Regions from separate parts of the Mus musculus genome. Here region 2 is linked to region 1. A link is a loop called in an ENCODE intact Hi-C map of the cell type or tissue named here. Cell type or tissue: gastrocnemius. All regions are shown on one strand. Links, peaks and the distances in the headings refer to the core of each region. The heading gives the core; the rest is flanking DNA. Region 1 has its middle 6.1 kb from the start of Imp3. Region 2 overlaps Ptpn9 (protein tyrosine phosphatase, non-receptor type 9).

Region 1 (8,338 bases), core at 85-8,084:
CGTCATTTACATTCATACAAACAAAATTTTTTAAAAAGTAAAACTAGGGTTGGAGAGATGGCTCAGTGGTTAAAAGCACCGATTGTTCTTCCAAAGGTCCTGAGTTCAAATCCCAGCAACCACATGGTGGCTCACAACCATTTGTAATGAGATCTGATGTCCTCTTCTGGTACATCTGAAGACAGCTACAGTGTACTTAGATATAATAAATAAATCTTAAAAAAAAAAAAAGTAAAACTAGGGAAGGTAACATGAAATGATTCCAAATATTAGACACAGGTTTACATGGGTAATATATACCCTCCCAACAAACCCATTTAAATGAGTAGATCAGTTACTCTGCACTTTTCAGGTGAGAAAGGAAGATAAGTCAGTATTTGATTGCTTGATAAATGAATTAAGAGTTTTAAGAGTGCTAATGCACAGCCAGTCCTTAAAAGATATGTTGGAGTGTCAGCCTCCAGGTCAGTAGCAACACTAGGCAGTGATTGGTTTCAGCAGGATGCTATAGAAGAAGTTAGTCAGAGCTGGTGTATTATGCACTAAGCAGAAACACTGCAAGTGTGGGGTCAGCCAAGGCTGCAAAGCCAGTGTCTCAAGAAATAAAAGACTGAAGAAATGACTAAGCAGTAAAGAGCACTAGCTGTTCTTCCAAAAACTCTACTTCCAAGGGATCCAATATCCTCCTCCAGCCATGCATATGTATATAGACATGCAAGCAAAATACCCATCTACCAAGAGAGGGAGAAAAATTGGGCATGGTGGCATATGCCTTTAATAATATTTCTTTGGACTCATCCAATCCCAGCACCCAGGAGGCAGAGGCAGTTGGATCTCTGGTCTAGAGAGTAAATTCCAGAGCTACAAAGAAACCCAGTTTCAGTACCTCATCCCCAACCCCCAAATTAAAAAGCAAAACAGCCGCTGAAAGTGAAGACAAAAAAAGCTCTGATGTTAGGAGCTTGCACAGCTCTTGAAGAGGATCCCAGTGTATCAGACTTAAAATTACCTATAACTCCAGCTCCAGGGGCATGAAATACCTTAGCCTCCTCAGGCTCCTGCACTTACATATGTATATCCACACACATAAACAAAACTAATACTTTTAAGGAGTTATAGAGGCTGGGCTGTATGGCACATGCCTTCAAACTCAGCACCCTGGAGGTATAGGCAGGTGGATCTCTGCATTTGAGGTCAACCTGGTTTACAGTGAGTTCCAGGATAGCCAGGACTACACAGAGAAATCCTGTCTAAAACAAAAGGAGAAGAACAAGAGTAATCCGGAGAATGTCAGGCATGGTGGCGCACGCCTTTAATCCCAGAACTTGGGAGGCAGAGGCAGGCGGATTTCTGAGTTCGAGGCCAGTCTGGTCTACAAAGTGAGTTCCAGGACAGCCAGGGCTACACAGAGAAACCCTGTCTCCGAAAAACAACAAAACAAAAAAGAATGATCTGGAGAGGTGGCACAGCCCAGCTGTATGTTTGTGTATGTTTGTTATAAATAACTTGGGGGTATTCACCAGAGAGTACTGTTTGGACATAGGTTTAAGTCACTACCAAATCTTTTGGCCCTCAGTCCACTACACTGAGCCTTTTCCAGGGTGAGCTTTAAAGCATAAAAATCACGTTTTGGGTTGACACACTTAACAAGAACAGTTTGCCAGAAGTGGAATTACAAAAGCCCAAAAGTAGTACTTTGAGAGACGTTTCCAGAGCTATGGACTTTGATGGATTAGGTATTTGTTTTCATTGTTTTACAGCCTGAATGGCACTGCCATCATGGAGTCGGTTGTGTGAGGTCTGCAGGCCTACTAAGGTCTGGGGCCCTGTTACATAACTATGGCATAGGGCTTGAGAGACCTTCGCAGTTCAGGGTACTTGCTTTTCTTGCAGAGAACCTAGGTTTGATGTCCATTGCCCATATGGTACTTTGTATATGTACTATGTATAACTCCAGTTCCCAGGATTCAGTGCCTGCTTTTGACCTCTGAGCACCAGTCATGCAGGTGATATACATACATACATTCAGGCAAGCACTCATATACACAAAATGAGAATAAATAAATCTTTTCCAAAAGTAGCTATGGCAACTTGCCTCAGAGTGTTTATTGCATCTCCTGGCAGCAAAAGCCAATCCTTTCTTTTCTCCATGCAGGCTACACACATCACTAAGCTATAGCCTAGTTCTTTGACTCTTTTGGTTTTTCGAGATGGAGTTTCTCTGTGTAGTTTTGGCAGTCCTGGAGCTCACATTGTAGATTATGCTGGCCTCAAACTCAGAGATCTATCTGCCTGCCTCTGCCCCAGAATGCCGGGATAAAGGCATGTACCATCACTGCCTGGCTCCTTTTACTTTTTAAATTATTTGTAGCGTCTTACCATTTAGCTGTAGCTGACCTGGACCTCACTGTGTAGACTAAACAGGTCTTGGATTCAGAGAATTCCTGCAGGTCTTTTGGGTACTGGGATTAAAGTGTGCATCACCATGCCTAGCTCATCGTTTGTGTTTTTTGGGTTTTGTTTTGTTGTGGGAGGAGGGGTGGGGTTGAAAGGTAGGAGATGAGACATGGTCTCAATGTAGCACTGGCTATCCTGGAGCTCACTCTGTAGACCATCCTGGTCTTGAACTCAAGAGATCCACCAGCCTCTGTCTCCCAAATGCTGAGATTAAAGGCAGGTGCCACCACACCCAGCTTAATATTGGAAGCAGGGTCTTTATGTTGTCCAGGCTGGTTTACAGTTCTTGAACCCAAGCAGTGACCCTTCTGCCTCCAGCTTCCTGAGTAGCAGGGACCTCAAGTGTATATTACCACATTCAACTCAAAAGGTTTTCTATTTTGTTTTATTTAGATTTACTGCTGGCTGATGGTAGAACACACCTTTAATCCCAGCATTTGGGTGGCAAAAGGAAGCTAACCTCTTAAATTCAAGGCCAGTGTGATCTACAGAACAAGTTCCACGACGGCAGGGCTACACAGAAAACCCCTGTTTCCAAAAAATTGATTTATTATTGTTAATTGTGTATACATGTGAATTATGTGCTTATTATGAATACAAGTGCCCGCAGGGGCCAGAGGTATTGGATGTCCTGGAGCTTGCTGGAGTTAGAGGGAGTTTTGAATTTCCTAATATGGGTGCTGGGAATTGAACTCAGGTCCTCCGAAAGACTAGATACGCTCTTACCTGCTGTGCAGGCTAGTTTTATGTCAACTTGACACATGCTAGAGTCCTTGGAGAGGAGGGAGCCTCAATTAAGAAAATGCTTCCATGAGATCGGGCTGCAGGCAAGCCTGGATAGGACCCTTAACTAATGATTGATGGGGGAGGGCCAGCACTCTGTGCATGGGGCCACCCCTGTGCTGGTGGTCCTGGATTTGTATAGTAATAGCAAGCTGAGCAAGCCATGAGGAACAAGCTGCAGGGAGCACTCCTCCATGAGCTCTGCATCAGCTCCTGCCTTCAGGTTCATGTTCTGCTTGAGTTCCTGTCCTGACTTCCTTCCATGATGAGCAGTGATGTCCAAGTGTAAGTCAAATAAAACCCTTTTTTCTCCAACTTTCTTTCTTCATGGTATTTCATTACAACAATAGTAATCCTAACTAAGACAATCACTAAACCATCTTTTCAGCTCAAAAGCTTTTTATTTCGATGAGCTTGGTAGTAGAGGCAGGAGGCTCTCAGGTTTATTCATGGTTAGTTAGCCTGAGTAACTTAGTGAGACTGTATCTCAAAATAAAATGTTAAAAGGGAACTTGAAGGGGGCTGGGGTGTAGTGACAATGTTGGCAGTTTGGTTTCTTTAAACACACACACACAGAAATATAAGAATATGTTTTCATTTTAATCCCAGGTGTGGGATATGAGGCTGCTCCTTACTGCCCACAGCAGCTGAATATGGTTTGCCTCATGCTCTGGTCGGGGTGTGATTCTGCCAGCTGCCGATAGTTTCTTCGATTCCGTGATACTTGGAATTCTGGGTGCTTTTCAGAAGGTATATAAATGCTAGAACCCCGATAGGTTAGTGGGTTGTTGGTTTTTAAGTAGTCATTTGCAAAGAAAAATAAATATATCTTGACGGTGAAGATCAAACTTACCTGAAGGAATCCGAGGCCTCCAATCTGCAGGAAGTAGTCAAACGATAACGTTGACCCCTTTCCTCTCTACCTTTTTTCTATCTAGTGTTAGGAGTTTGAAAAGGTGGGGACAGGGTAGAGAAGGGTGGAAGAAAGAACCTACAAATAGCCAAAGTCTAGCTACACTGTGGAGATGGCTTAGAGGTTAAGAGCACTTGCTGCTCTTGCAGAGGCCCTTGATTTGATTCCCAGAACATACATCAGGCAGCTCACAGCACCATGTAACCTCAGTCCTAAGATTCAATGTTCTTCTCTGGCTTCCTTGAATAGCAGGCATGCTTGTGGTGCAATATACATATATTTAGGCAAAACATGCACACAAACTAAAAATAAATCTTTATAAACAACAATAACTAGAAATTAGACCTTGTGATGTAGATCTGTAATCCAAGCTACATGGGAAATTAGCTTGGGCTAATTAGCTTGGAAAAAGCTGGGAATTAGAAGCTTAAACCTTCCTAGAGCTAAGTGTAAATCTGTGCTAGCCTGGGCGACTGCATGAGACCCCAAAGGACTGGCTATAAAGGGCTAAGGCTTCCCTTAGATTAAGAATAGAATGGCTCAGTTAGCCAGCGAAAAGCACTTGGTTAGAATGTGAGAGTCTTAGGGTTTAGTCCCCAGTATCCCTGAAACAAAAAATGAATAGAATGAAAATAGAATTATAAATTCAATATTAACTGGCCTCTCTTGATGACTGAATATATTTAACCTGGAGTCAGCTGACTATTGAAAAGGAGGAAGAAAAATGGGATGTGCTGTATTCACCAATCTCAGAGCTCCAGAAATGAAGGATCAAAGGTCATCCACTGCTTGAGGTGTTCCTGGCCAGCCTACACTGCAAGAGACTTTCGAAACTCGATCCCTACCCTTTATCCTTCCTAAAAACAGGAAGATGAAGCTCAGGCATGGTGAATTCCACTGAACACACCAATAAAAGATTTATAGACTCATATTCCAGTTACTCAGGAGACCGAGGCAGAAGTGTCCAGTAAACTGCCTTCCTATCCATCTTTAAGGTCTTGACAAGAGGTTCAAGCTTAAATAAAAGGTGAAAATTAAGCCAAAGGACTCTTGGGTAAGGTGGCCTCTAATAAGTTGTTGGAACAGTTATCCAGGAGACAGTTTCTTCCTGCGGCTGGCAGGAGGCTTCAGCATTTTTCTTCTCCCAGCGTGTATTCCTAGAGAAATTCCGATTCTCAATGGCCAAAGAGAGATCTGTCCCTTCACCTTCCAGGAGTTGTATCTGCCCCTCTCTGCTAGGCTTGGTTGTGGCTCTGCCTTGAGAACTCAGATGTCTGTCCCATCTTGAGTTCTGGCAGTTGGGTTGTGAATGCCCTATTTCAGCATTCATTCATTCTGGCCTGGTGGTATTTTCTTTTCTTTTTTGCTTTTTGAGACATGGTCCCAGCCGGGCATGGTGGTGCACACCTTTAATCCCAGCACTCGGGAGGCAGAGGCAGGCAGATTTCTGAGTTCGAGGCCAGCCTGGTCTACAGACTGAGTTCCAGGACAGTCAGGGCTACACAGAGAAACCCTGTCTCGAAAAACCAAAAAAAAAAAAAAAAAAAAAAAGAGCCATAGTCCCACTCTGTAGCTCTAATTGTCCTGGAACTTACCAGGCTTCCTTTAAACTCATAGAAATTGCTTGCCTTTGCCTCCCAAGTGCTGGGATTAAAGACATGTGCCAAGATGCTCAGCTGGCACCTCCCCTTTGATTATGAACCACTGTTCCAATTCTAAATCCTAAGGTTTAGGTTCCTGAGTGGAGATTTTTCAAAGCAGGAATTATGGGTCTACCCCAGAGATCAAGGTAGAGGATATTAAAGTCTGGGAATCGCCACACAAACCATTCAGACACCATCCCAGTTAAATGGGGCTGGTTTACTGACCACACCACCCAGGACTGCTGGATCAGGGACATGGCTCAGACTCAGGTTCTGAAAGCTATGACCATGAATATTTTCCAGGGTCAGTTTATATAGGGAAAAAAAAACTATAATGAACACATATACGTGTGTGGGGAAGGTTGTAGGGTGGTCTGCCTTTTTTCCAAGTGTTTTTAATAGTTTAGAGAACAGTTCAAGCTGTCCTCTATCTTGCTTGGCTCTAGTGAAGGCTACAGTTGGGGAATTTCCAAGAACAATAATAATAATAAACCTCAGGATATATGGTTGGCCTTGCTCTGAGCCAGACTATTTTTCTGTGTCTATAGTCAAGCTGCTGACTTCCTTAGCATCATGAAATGCTTGCAGGCATGAAACAAAAGGGTTACAGCAAAGCCAGGGATGATTTTAAACTAGGGAGCAGGCTTCAACATGGGTTTCAGTCTTCAACAGTAGATTCAAATACAGATGTGATTCTGTCCACATGACCTTAATAACATGCCAGATGGGAATCATTGACTTAGTTTAGAGTTGGCCACTTGGGTCATCTTAGGCTGGCAGATGATTTTAACCGTCAGTCTAACCTTCTCCCTTATCCCCCAGTACAAGGCAGGATTGGTCAGGCTCACTTGAAATGCAAAGTATGGAATAGGAAAGGGATGTCACTCTTGTGATAGGCTCTAGGCTACATATTATAGATTTCCCCGATTTTATAAATGTCAAAGCTGAAGCCAGGTGTGGTAGCATACACCTGTAATCCCAGCTATTGGGATGTGGAGGCAGGAAGGCTGCTCAGAGTTTGAGGTCAGCATAGGCTACAGAGCCAGACCCTGTCTCAAAATAAAAAGACTAAAGCTGGGTGGGTCCAAGCACTTTCAGTTAGTTAGAATTTTTCTTTGTTAAGTTTTTTTAAAAGGGTATGTATGCCAATATATATAAATAACTCAAGAAGGTGGACTCCAGAAAGTCAAATAACCCCATTAAAAAATGGGGCTCAGAGCTAAACAAAGAATTCTCACCTGAGGAATACCGAATGGCTGAGAAACACCTGAAAAAATGTTAAGTCAGAATGGCTAAGATAAAAAAATTCAGGTGACAGCAGATGCTGGCGAGGATGTGGAGAAAGGGGAACACTCCTCCACTGTTGGAGGGATTGCAAGCTTGTACAACCACTCTGGAAATCAGTCTGGCGGTTTCTCAGAAAATTGGACATGGTACTACCGGAGGATCCTGCAATACCTCTCCTGGGCATATATCCAGAAGATGTTCCAACTAGTAAGAAAGAAACATGCTCCACTATGTTCATAGCAGCCTTATTTATAATAGCCAGAAACTGGAAAGAACCCAGATGCCCCTCAACAGAGGAATGGATACAAAAAATGTGGTACATTTACACAATGGAGTACTACTCAGCTATTAAAAAGGATGAATTTATGAAATTCCTAGGCAAATGGTTGAACCTGGAGGGCATTATCCTGAGTGAGGTAACCCAATCACAAAAGAACTCAAATAATATGTACTCACTGATAAGTGGATATTAGCCCAGAAACTTAGAATACCCAATATATAAGTTACAATTTGTAAAACACATGAAACTCAAGAAGAACGAAGACCAAAGTATGGACACTTTGCCCCTTAGAATTGGGAACAAAACACCCATGGAAGGAGTTACAGAGACAAAGTTTGGAGCTGAGACAAAAGGATGGACCATCTAGAGACTGCCATATCCAGGGATCCATCCCATAATCAGCCTCCAAACGCTGACACCATTGCATATACTAGCAAGATTTTGCTGATGGGACCCTGATATAGCTGTCTCTAGAGAGACTACGCCAGGGCCTAGCAAACACATAACTGGATGCTCACAGTCAGCTATTGAATGGATCACAGGGCCCCCAATGTAGGAGCTAGAGAAAATACCCAAGGAGCTAAAGGGATCTGCAACCCTATAGGTGGAACAACATTATGAACTAACCAGTACCCCGGAGCTCTTGACTCTAGCTGCATATGTATCAAAAGATGGCCATCACTGGAAAGAAAGGCCCATTGGACACGCAAACTTTATAAGCCCCAGTACAGGGAAACGCCAGGGCCAAAAAGTGGGAGTGGGGGGGAGGGTATGGGGGACTTTTGGGATAGCATTGGAAATGTAAATGAGGAAAATACCTAATTTTTTTAAAAAAAGAAAAAAAAAAGGGTATATATGCAGATGCTCTATCTGCATGTACACTTGCATGCCAGAAGAGGGCACCAGATCCCGTTATAGATGGTTGAGAACTCAGAGTCATTCAGAAAATGGGTCAGTTCCCATAGGTACTGGCAG
Region 2 (8,338 bases), core at 108-8,107, 110 kb after region 1:
ACATTGAAGTCTCTGTACCACATACATGCATTGCCTACAGAAGTCAGAAGAGGGCATCAGATCCTCTGGATTAGAGTGGTTGTGGGCTCTTATGTGGTTACCAGGAACTGAACCTGGGTCCTCTGAAAGAACAGCTACTGCTCTTAACCACTCAGCCATTTCTCTCACTCTGAAATAAGATCCTTTATTCTGTCTTTCCATGTCTGTCTGTCTGCCTGTCTTTGATGTGATGTGATGGAACCTAGCTTTGCAGACTAGGATGTCACTCCTCCTACTTCTTGTCTTTATTTTTGTTTCTAAAATTTACCTTTTGTTTTGTATGTATAATTGTTTTCACTGCATGCATGTATGCAGTGACCATGGGGGCTAGAAGACAGTGTCAAACCCCATGGAACAGGATGATGGTGAGCTGTCATGGGGTGCTAGTGTCAGGGAGGCAGAGATAGGAGGATCCCTCCAGTTCAGGTCTATCCAGTGTAACTACTAGGCAGATACCAGGTTCCAGTGAGAGACCCCATCTCAAAACAAAACAAAAATACCATTAAATGCAAACCAAGGCAGGTGGCCTTGACCACGGCTTCCGCATGTATAGTAGAGAGGCTGTTCCTACATATGCACACACACAATGTTAGTGGTTACTAAAGACTTTAACAAAAATAATGGGACCATTGGTCTTTCAGGTCTCAATTAACCCTTGATATTACCCTGCTTCTCTGAATATAGAGAGGGGAAAACACTGGGAAAACAAAGAATTATCCCGAGGAGTTATCACAAAGACATTTTTTGGAGAGTGCTCATCGTGCAGGTTCAAATTATTATTATTTTTTAAAATATTTATTTGTTTGTTTATTATATGTAAGTACACTGTAGCTGTCTTCAGACACACCAGAAAAGGTTGTCAGATCTCATTACGGATGGTTGTGAGCCACCATGTGGTTGCTGGGAATTGAACTCAGGACCTCCGGAAGAGCAGTCAAATGCTCTTTTTTTTTTTTTTTTTTGGTTTTTCGAGACAGGATTTCTCTGTGTAGCCCTGGCTGTCCTGGCACTCACTTTGTAGACCAGGCTGGCCTCGAACTCAGAAATCCGCCTGTCTCTGCCTCCCGAGTGCTGGGATTAAAGGCGTGTGCCACCACGCCTGGCTGTCAATGCTCTTCTTAACCGCTGAGCCATCTCACCAGCCCCTAGGTTCAAATTATAATGGACAGTTTTGCAAATGGCATTTATCCTTCACATCTATTTACTGAAATGGGGATTTTCTTTACTGTCCAATGTAATATGCTATAATTTAAATGGTTGAAATATTTAGGACCAGCCTTGCCATCCAGAGCTTATGGGAGAGAAAGTCCTTTGAGTGTCCTGGTCAATAAGAGCCTAGAGGAAGACTGGGCACTTAAAAATAGACAGAAGGCCTGGAGAGATGCCTCAGCATTTACTGCTCTTCCAGAGGACCAGAGTTCAGTTTCCAGGGGTCACTGGGGAGCTTGTAATGCTTGTAACCCGAGGCCCAGCGAGTCTGACCTCTGCAGGTGCCCACACACATCTGCCAAGCACTCCTACATCCAAACACACATATACAAAAATAAGTCTTAGCCGGGTGTGGTGGTGCACGCCTTTAATCCCAGCACCTGGGAGGCAGAGGCAGGTGGATTTCTGAGTTCGAGGTCAACCTGGTCTACAGAGTGAGTTCCAGGAGCACCACGTGGTGGCTCACCACCATCTGTAATGAGATCCGGTGCCCTCTTCCAGTGTGTCTGAAGAGAACTACAGTGTACTCACATACATATAATAAATAAATACATCTTTTAAAAAAAAGTTGGAATCCCTTGGGAGGTGGGGAATGACATATGCCCTTAATCCCAGCACAACCTAGGCTACAGAGTGAATTCTAGGATAGTCAGGGCTGACAGAGAAACCCTGTCTCGGAAAAAAAAAAGAAAAGAAAAAACAAGTCTTAAACAATGGAGTGGTATTACAGATGAGGGAGACAATATAATGAATGGAACAGAGTCAGAGAAATACATTGTGTCTGTACTGTATTTTTTTTTTAGTATTAAACTGTAAGGGGGAAGAAATATTCAGAAAAATACATTAGAATAGTATTAGTAACTTAGGTTAAAAATGATAAATTTCTCATCGTACTGAAACATTGTATTAAAAACAGGGGAGAGGGCAGATGTAGGAAAGACACTTAATTTCAAGGGCAAAACATTTTGCTTGATAACTTCTGGGAGAAGATGCAAATGGGTGATGGGTGTGTTAAAGTTGACTTCACAAACCAACCCCCCCCTTTTTTTTCTTTTCAAGATACGGTTTCTCTGTGTAGCCCTGGCTGTACTGGAACTTAGAGATCCATCTGTCTCTGCCTCCCAAGTGTCACCATCTGTCACCATCAATGGCTTTTACCCCTCTTCCCCTCTTTAGTGTGAGTGTGCTGTTGTTATTCCAGGAATTTCTCCCTTCCCCTCCAGACAGGGTTTCTCTGTCAGCCCTGACTGTCCTAGAATTCACTCTGTAGCCTAGGTTGTGCTGGGATTAAAGGCATATGTCATTCCCCACCTCCCAAGGGATTCCAACTTTTTTTTAAAAGATGTATTTATTTATTATATGTATGTGAGTACACTGTAGTTCTCTTCAGACACCGGAAGAAGGCACCAGATCTCATTACAGACCACCACATGGTTGCTGGGAATTGAACTCAGGACCTCTAGAAGAGCAGTCATTGATCTTAACCGCTGAGCCATCTTTCTAGCCCCTCATTTACTCTTGTAAAATGTGGGAGTCAGGGCTGGAAAGATGGCTCCACCATGTAAGGTGGAGGAGAAAACAATCCTAAAACACAAGTCCTTAGCAATCAGGTCCTTTCAAGGCTGCATGTGCCCTATGGCAGGCCTGCCACCTCATCACACCCCAGCACTTACTAACAAAACAACAGTGACAATAATAATTTTAACCAAGAATACTAGAAGTCCTATTATTAGAGATAAGAAAGTTGAGAAAGAAAACTTGGCATGATGGCACATGCCTATATTTGGATCACAAGTTTGAGGCCTCTCTGAGTTACACAGTAAGATCCCATCTCACAACAGGAAAAGGGGGCGAGGGAGAGAAAGTACATAAGTAAGTGAAAGAATTCTGAAGACTAGGTCTCTGTTCAGACTATGGGATTTGAGACAGTGGGGGCCAGAAGTAACCTGGTTTAGTAGTTACTGTATTATGAGGCTGAGGGCTACTGAGGTAGAAACAGACAGGTAGGTATAGACTTGACCCTTGCTACCGTACATGATGAGCCACAGAGCCTCAGGCGCTACATATGTTCCTACATACGGCTCACCTGGAATCTTTGGAATCTGAACACTTAATTTCTTTTATTTTTGGTACAGTGTAATTTATCTTTAAATTTTTATTCATTTATTAGTTAGTTTGTTTTGAGACAGGGTTTCTCTGTGTAGCCCTGGCTGTTGTCCTGGAACTCACTCTGTAGACCAGGCTGGCCTCGAACTCAGAAATCTGCCTGCCTCTGCCTCCCAAGTGCTGGGATTAAAGGCCTACGCCACCACTGCCCGGCTTTTATTTATTTTATATATGTGAGTACACTGTAGCTGTCTTCAGACATACCAGAAAAGGGCCTCAGATCCCATTACAGATGGTTGTAAACCACCATGTGGTTGCTGAGACTTGAACTCAGGATTTCTAGAAGAGCAGTCATTGCTCTTAACTGCTGAGCCATCTCCCCAGCCTTTTATTTTATGTAATAGGTGTTTTGTCTATGCACTACATACATGCAGTGCTCAGAGAGTCCAGAAGAGGGCATTAACTCCTCTAGAACCATAGTTATAAAATACTCACCCATACAGAGATGATATGGTTGGTTTGAGGACCTTGCTGAATAAGGAGAGCTAAGACAAGGCTCATATGAATACTTGTAATCTTAGTACTTGGGCGGTGGAGACAGAGTTCAAGGACAGGCTGGACTATAGTGAGTCTGAGTCTATATGAGTGAGATCCTGTTTCAGTCTGTACTTCAGAGATCCTATTTGGAAGACAAGTAGAGGAAGACAGACATGCTTCTAAAGGCCCGCTCTCCCTCCTGTCCTTTCATTCCAGGTCCTTTGGAGAACACCTATCGTGACTTCTGGCTTATGGTTTGGGAGCAAAAAGTTTTGGTGATTGTCATGACTACCCGGTGAGTTAGTCTTCTTTTAACCATAGATTCCATGACCCTAAGCTTGAATGATTAAGAAAGCTATGCCACATCTATAGTTAACATGGTAGGACACAGTGGAGATAGTGTTAGCCTTGCAGAAATATTTAATCCGTAACTGTAGGGACCCAGGGCTAGTGCGCTAAAGCCTATCCTGGGGTTCTGGCCTTATTCACAAAAGGACGTGCTGGGAAATGCCAGCAGCACACCTTGAAGCTGCCTCTTGTCTACAGAGGAAAGGTGCCTTCCTGGCCACTGCATTACCAGTTCCCTTTGCTCTCCATTTCCTCCTTCTTTTGATGGCTCTTCTGTTCATTAATATCTCTACCTGTAAGGGAACAGAAAGATGGTTGAAACATAAGGCAGGAAGTTCTGAATAAAGGATTGTTTTTGAAATTTGGCAATTCTGCCAAATGTAAGGAATTTCATAGTTTATTAGTTTCATCATTAATTATAACCTTTTTCAGATAGGGAAGAAAAGCGATGCTCCCTCAGTTCCCGTCCTCAGAGCATTGTCAACAGCCACCTGTAGTTGGGAGAATTGTCTTCCCCACTCCTGTGTCAGCCAAGGGCCCTTCGTCGAAAGAAACTGAGCAGTGGCCAAGGTCTAGGCCTCAGTGTGGATTTGCTACTATATGTAGGAAATACAACCAAGTATCAGGAAGGAGACAGATGATACAGTGAATGTACAATGCATGTCTGCTAAATGTATACATGTAAGAATGTTAGCTGTTTTAACACTTGTTTAGAAGGAAGAGATGTCATTTTTCTGCCAAGAATCAGTGCAGACTTCAGAAGCAGTGCAGATCACATTGCTGCCTAGGAGCTCAGCAGTTGTGGTGGGAAGCGGCTTACAGCTAGTTGAAGAGAGAAGGCTTAACTTGCTCTGTATGTCTTCAGCTTTGAGGAAGGCGGCAGGAGAAAATGTGGCCAGTACTGGCCTTTAGAAAAAGACTCCCGGATCCGATTTGGCTTCCTCACGGTGACTAATCTAGGAGTGGAAAACATGAACCATTATAAGAAAACAACTCTAGAAATTCACAACACAGAGGTAAATGCAGGTTTCTATTTTCTCTTTTGAAATTAGGGGAGCTCCTTTAAGAGATTCTCATTGAGGGTGGTGATGCACACCTTTAATCTCAGCACTCAGTAAGAAGAGGTGGATATCTGTGAGGTCAAGGTCGGTCTGGTATGTGTATGGAGTTCCAATAAAACAAACACACAAAAAAGAAAATGTCTAGAGGGAATAGGCAGGACTTTAGGGAGGTAATAAACAGATGATCAACTGATAAGCCAGTTATGTAGTGTCCATCTTTAATCCCAGCACTCCAGACAGAGGCAAGTTGATATCTATAAATTCAAGGTCAGCTTGGTCTATATAATAAGCTCCAAATAGAGATACCTCCCATTAACCGCCTTTCAAAAAACAAACAAACAAAAAAAACCCTCAACTCAGAACTAATGAAGTTATCGCCTCAATATAAGAGTGGCATTAAGAGGCTGGAGAGATGGTTAGTGGTTAAGAGCACTGATTGCTCTTGAGTAGATCCTGAGTTCAAATCACAGCAGCCATATGGTGGCTCACAACCATCTATAATGGGATCTGATGGCCTCTTCTGGGTGTGTCTGAAGACAGCTACAGTGTACTCACATACATAAAATAAATAAATAACTCTTTTTTTATTTTAAAAGAGTGGCATTAAAGAGAAGTAAAAAATTTCAACATTGGGACTCTGTATGCTAAGCCATGCTTCTTATCCTTCTGCAGAGGAGGCTGAGGCAGGATTACAAGGTGGAAAATAGCTTGGACTGCACAGTACGAATCTTGTCTCAGAAAAACTACATTGAGGGACTGGAGAGATGATGGTTCAGCTGTTAGAGTACTTTATACTCAATCATGAGGACGAGTGTTCAGACTGTAGCGCCCATGCATCCAGCTGGGGGGCCATTTATGCCTGTCATCAGATCTAATGGAGGCAGAGGCAAGAGACTTACTAGGCTTTCTGCTTATGGCCTAGTTGAGGATCCCTGGCTCCAAGTTCAGGGGGACCCTGCTTCAGAAGAGTGGGCAGCATGTGTTAGAGAGGACACCTGATGCCCTTCTCTGGCCTGTCTGTGTACTCCTAACATAGATGCCTAGGCACTTACAATTAACTAAGTCAATAAGTAAATAAATAAGGTACTGTTTTATTTCGAGACAGTGTCTCTCAGTATGTAGCCTTGGCTGACCTGGATCTCATGATAGAGGTAGACTAGCCTGGGCTCAAATGCATAGAGATCCATCTGCCCACCACTCCTTCCTGAATTTTGTGGTATAGAGTTGTGCTCCATGATGCCTGACAATAAATTTTTCTAAGGAAGATTTTGTTTGTTTGGTTGGTTTTTTGGTTCTTTTTTGAGACAGGGTTTCTCTGTTTAGCCCTGGCTGTCCTGGAACTCACTTTGTAGACCAGGCTGGCCTTGAACTCAGAAATCCACCTGCCTCTGCCTCCCAAGTAGTTTTTTTTTTTTTGATCTTATAACTTTATTATAACATATTTCCTTTCCTTTTTTTCCTCTCCAAACCCTATCTGCTCTTTCAAATGTATAATCTCTATTTTTACTAATTGTTATTGCATGTATTTACATATTTTCACACACACACACATATATATACATATATATAGTTGTAAATATAATCTGTTGTATCCATATAAATGCTTGTATTATGTTCTAGAGCTGACTGTTTGGACTGGACAATTAGTTGGTGTGTCCTTTCCTGTGGAGGACCACTTCTGGCTCATTTTTTGTCTTGTTTTTAATAATAAAATAATACAATAATAATAACTTATTAATAGCAATAATAAACAAGAAATATGGATCCTATAATATAGCAATTTGCCTTCCCAAACATATAGCCATTCCTTTGGGTTTGAAGTAGAAAATCAATTGTGAAGAAAGTTGACAGCAGAAGACAGGATCTTCTAAAGTCTTAAGAACCTGGAAAGCCAAGGGTAGACAGCAGACAGGAATGACATTAACTCTTGCTTCTTTTTCACGTAAGGAGCGGCAGAAACGCCAGGTTACCCACTTCCAGTTCCTAAGCTGGCCAGATTATGGTGTCCCTTCCTCAGCTGCTTCCCTCATTGACTTCCTGAGAGTGGTCAGAAACCAGCAGAGTATGGCTGTAGGCAACCTGGGAGCTCGCTCCAAAGGGCAGTGCCCTGAGCCACCCATTGTGGTCCACTGCAGTGCTGGCATCGGCAGGACAGGTACTGTGCCTCTTAGACTGGTGATGTGCCCAGAGGCGGTGGGGGTAGGGAGGAGGAGCTAAATGCTTAGGGCATGTCTGTGTTTAGAGGAGAAACTCACTCATCCCCTTGGTGGCAAACTGCTATGATAATCACTTTTTAAGGTCCTTTTGTATTCCTATGCTAGAGATGCTGCTTGCCAAAATGTATGCTTTATAAACCAAGTTCTTGGGGTTGTTAATCATCATGGTCTTCTTTTGACCTTGTGAACTCTGTCATCAACATGATTGTGGTCCCCAGAGAGATTAGCTGGCCCTCTCTTAGAGGTTTCTTCTCCTGGTGCTAGTCTTGTCCCCTGACACCCGTTGTTTGTGTTTATGAGACCAGGTCTTACTATGAAGTCCAATCTGACCTGGAATTCTCAGCAATCTTATTTTAGCCTCCCAAATAATGGGATTATCAGTTTGTGCTATCTTGCTTGGCTTCTGTGTTCTTCATTATGTGTGCTGTATGAGCTGCTGGCTTTACTAGTTCAGAGGTCCCTTTGGGAGAATAATCAGGAGAACTGTATTTGTGTTAGACCTCTAGAGAGTTATAAGCTATGGAAATTGGGTGTAGAAGTACAGCTGCACTGTCTGGTATTGAAGAAGCAGGATATTCTTCCTGTGTCACCTGCCTGCTTATTCTTCTGATACTCTCGTGTATGCCCAGAGAGACAGGAGACCCTCATTTGTCTGGCCTTTAGCATGCCCTTTGATACTCCTTAGAAGTCTCTTTAGGTTTAAGTCCTCCTGCCATTAGACCCTGTGCCTTTGAATTCTTGTACCCAGCCTTGCGTGGTGATTTGGTAAAAGGAAGAAGATAGGTGAGGTACATTCATATGATCATTTCCTTCCTTCTTCAG

Evidence for each region. Peaks named below come from ENCODE experiments on the same cell type or tissue, not always from the same donor. Only the 100,000 strongest peaks of a DNase experiment are listed, where the experiment ranks them.
Region 2: a loop joins it to region 1, with 2.7 times the contacts of the local background. A loop is called at or near these places in 4 of 42 quality-filtered maps.

What each region holds. Positions count from the first base shown.
Region 1 is chr9:56,939,397-56,947,734 of GRCm38, forward strand. No RefSeq gene overlaps it. Among named protein-coding and RNA genes, the nearest start is that of Imp3, 6.1 kb to the left of the region's middle. In gastrocnemius, for the core only: no CTCF peak of the experiment used is centred there; no DNase peak of the experiment used is centred there; H3K4me3 peaks cover 12 bases; H3K27ac peaks cover 30 bases.
Region 2 is chr9:57,052,607-57,060,944 of GRCm38, forward strand. It overlaps Ptpn9 (protein tyrosine phosphatase, non-receptor type 9), which reads left to right. Exons shown (of 13, transcript NM_019651.2): 10 at 4,108-4,186; 11 at 5,105-5,255; 12 at 7,248-7,455. It overlaps Gm10658 (predicted gene 10658), which reads right to left. Exons shown (of 3, transcript NR_045886.1): 2 at 4,663-5,195; 3 at 4,291-4,532. Among named protein-coding and RNA genes, the nearest start is that of Gm10658, 15 kb to the right of the region's middle. In gastrocnemius, for the core only: a CTCF peak has its summit at 3,794 (motif pointing right); a DNase peak (open chromatin) is centred at 3,804; H3K27ac peaks cover 675 bases.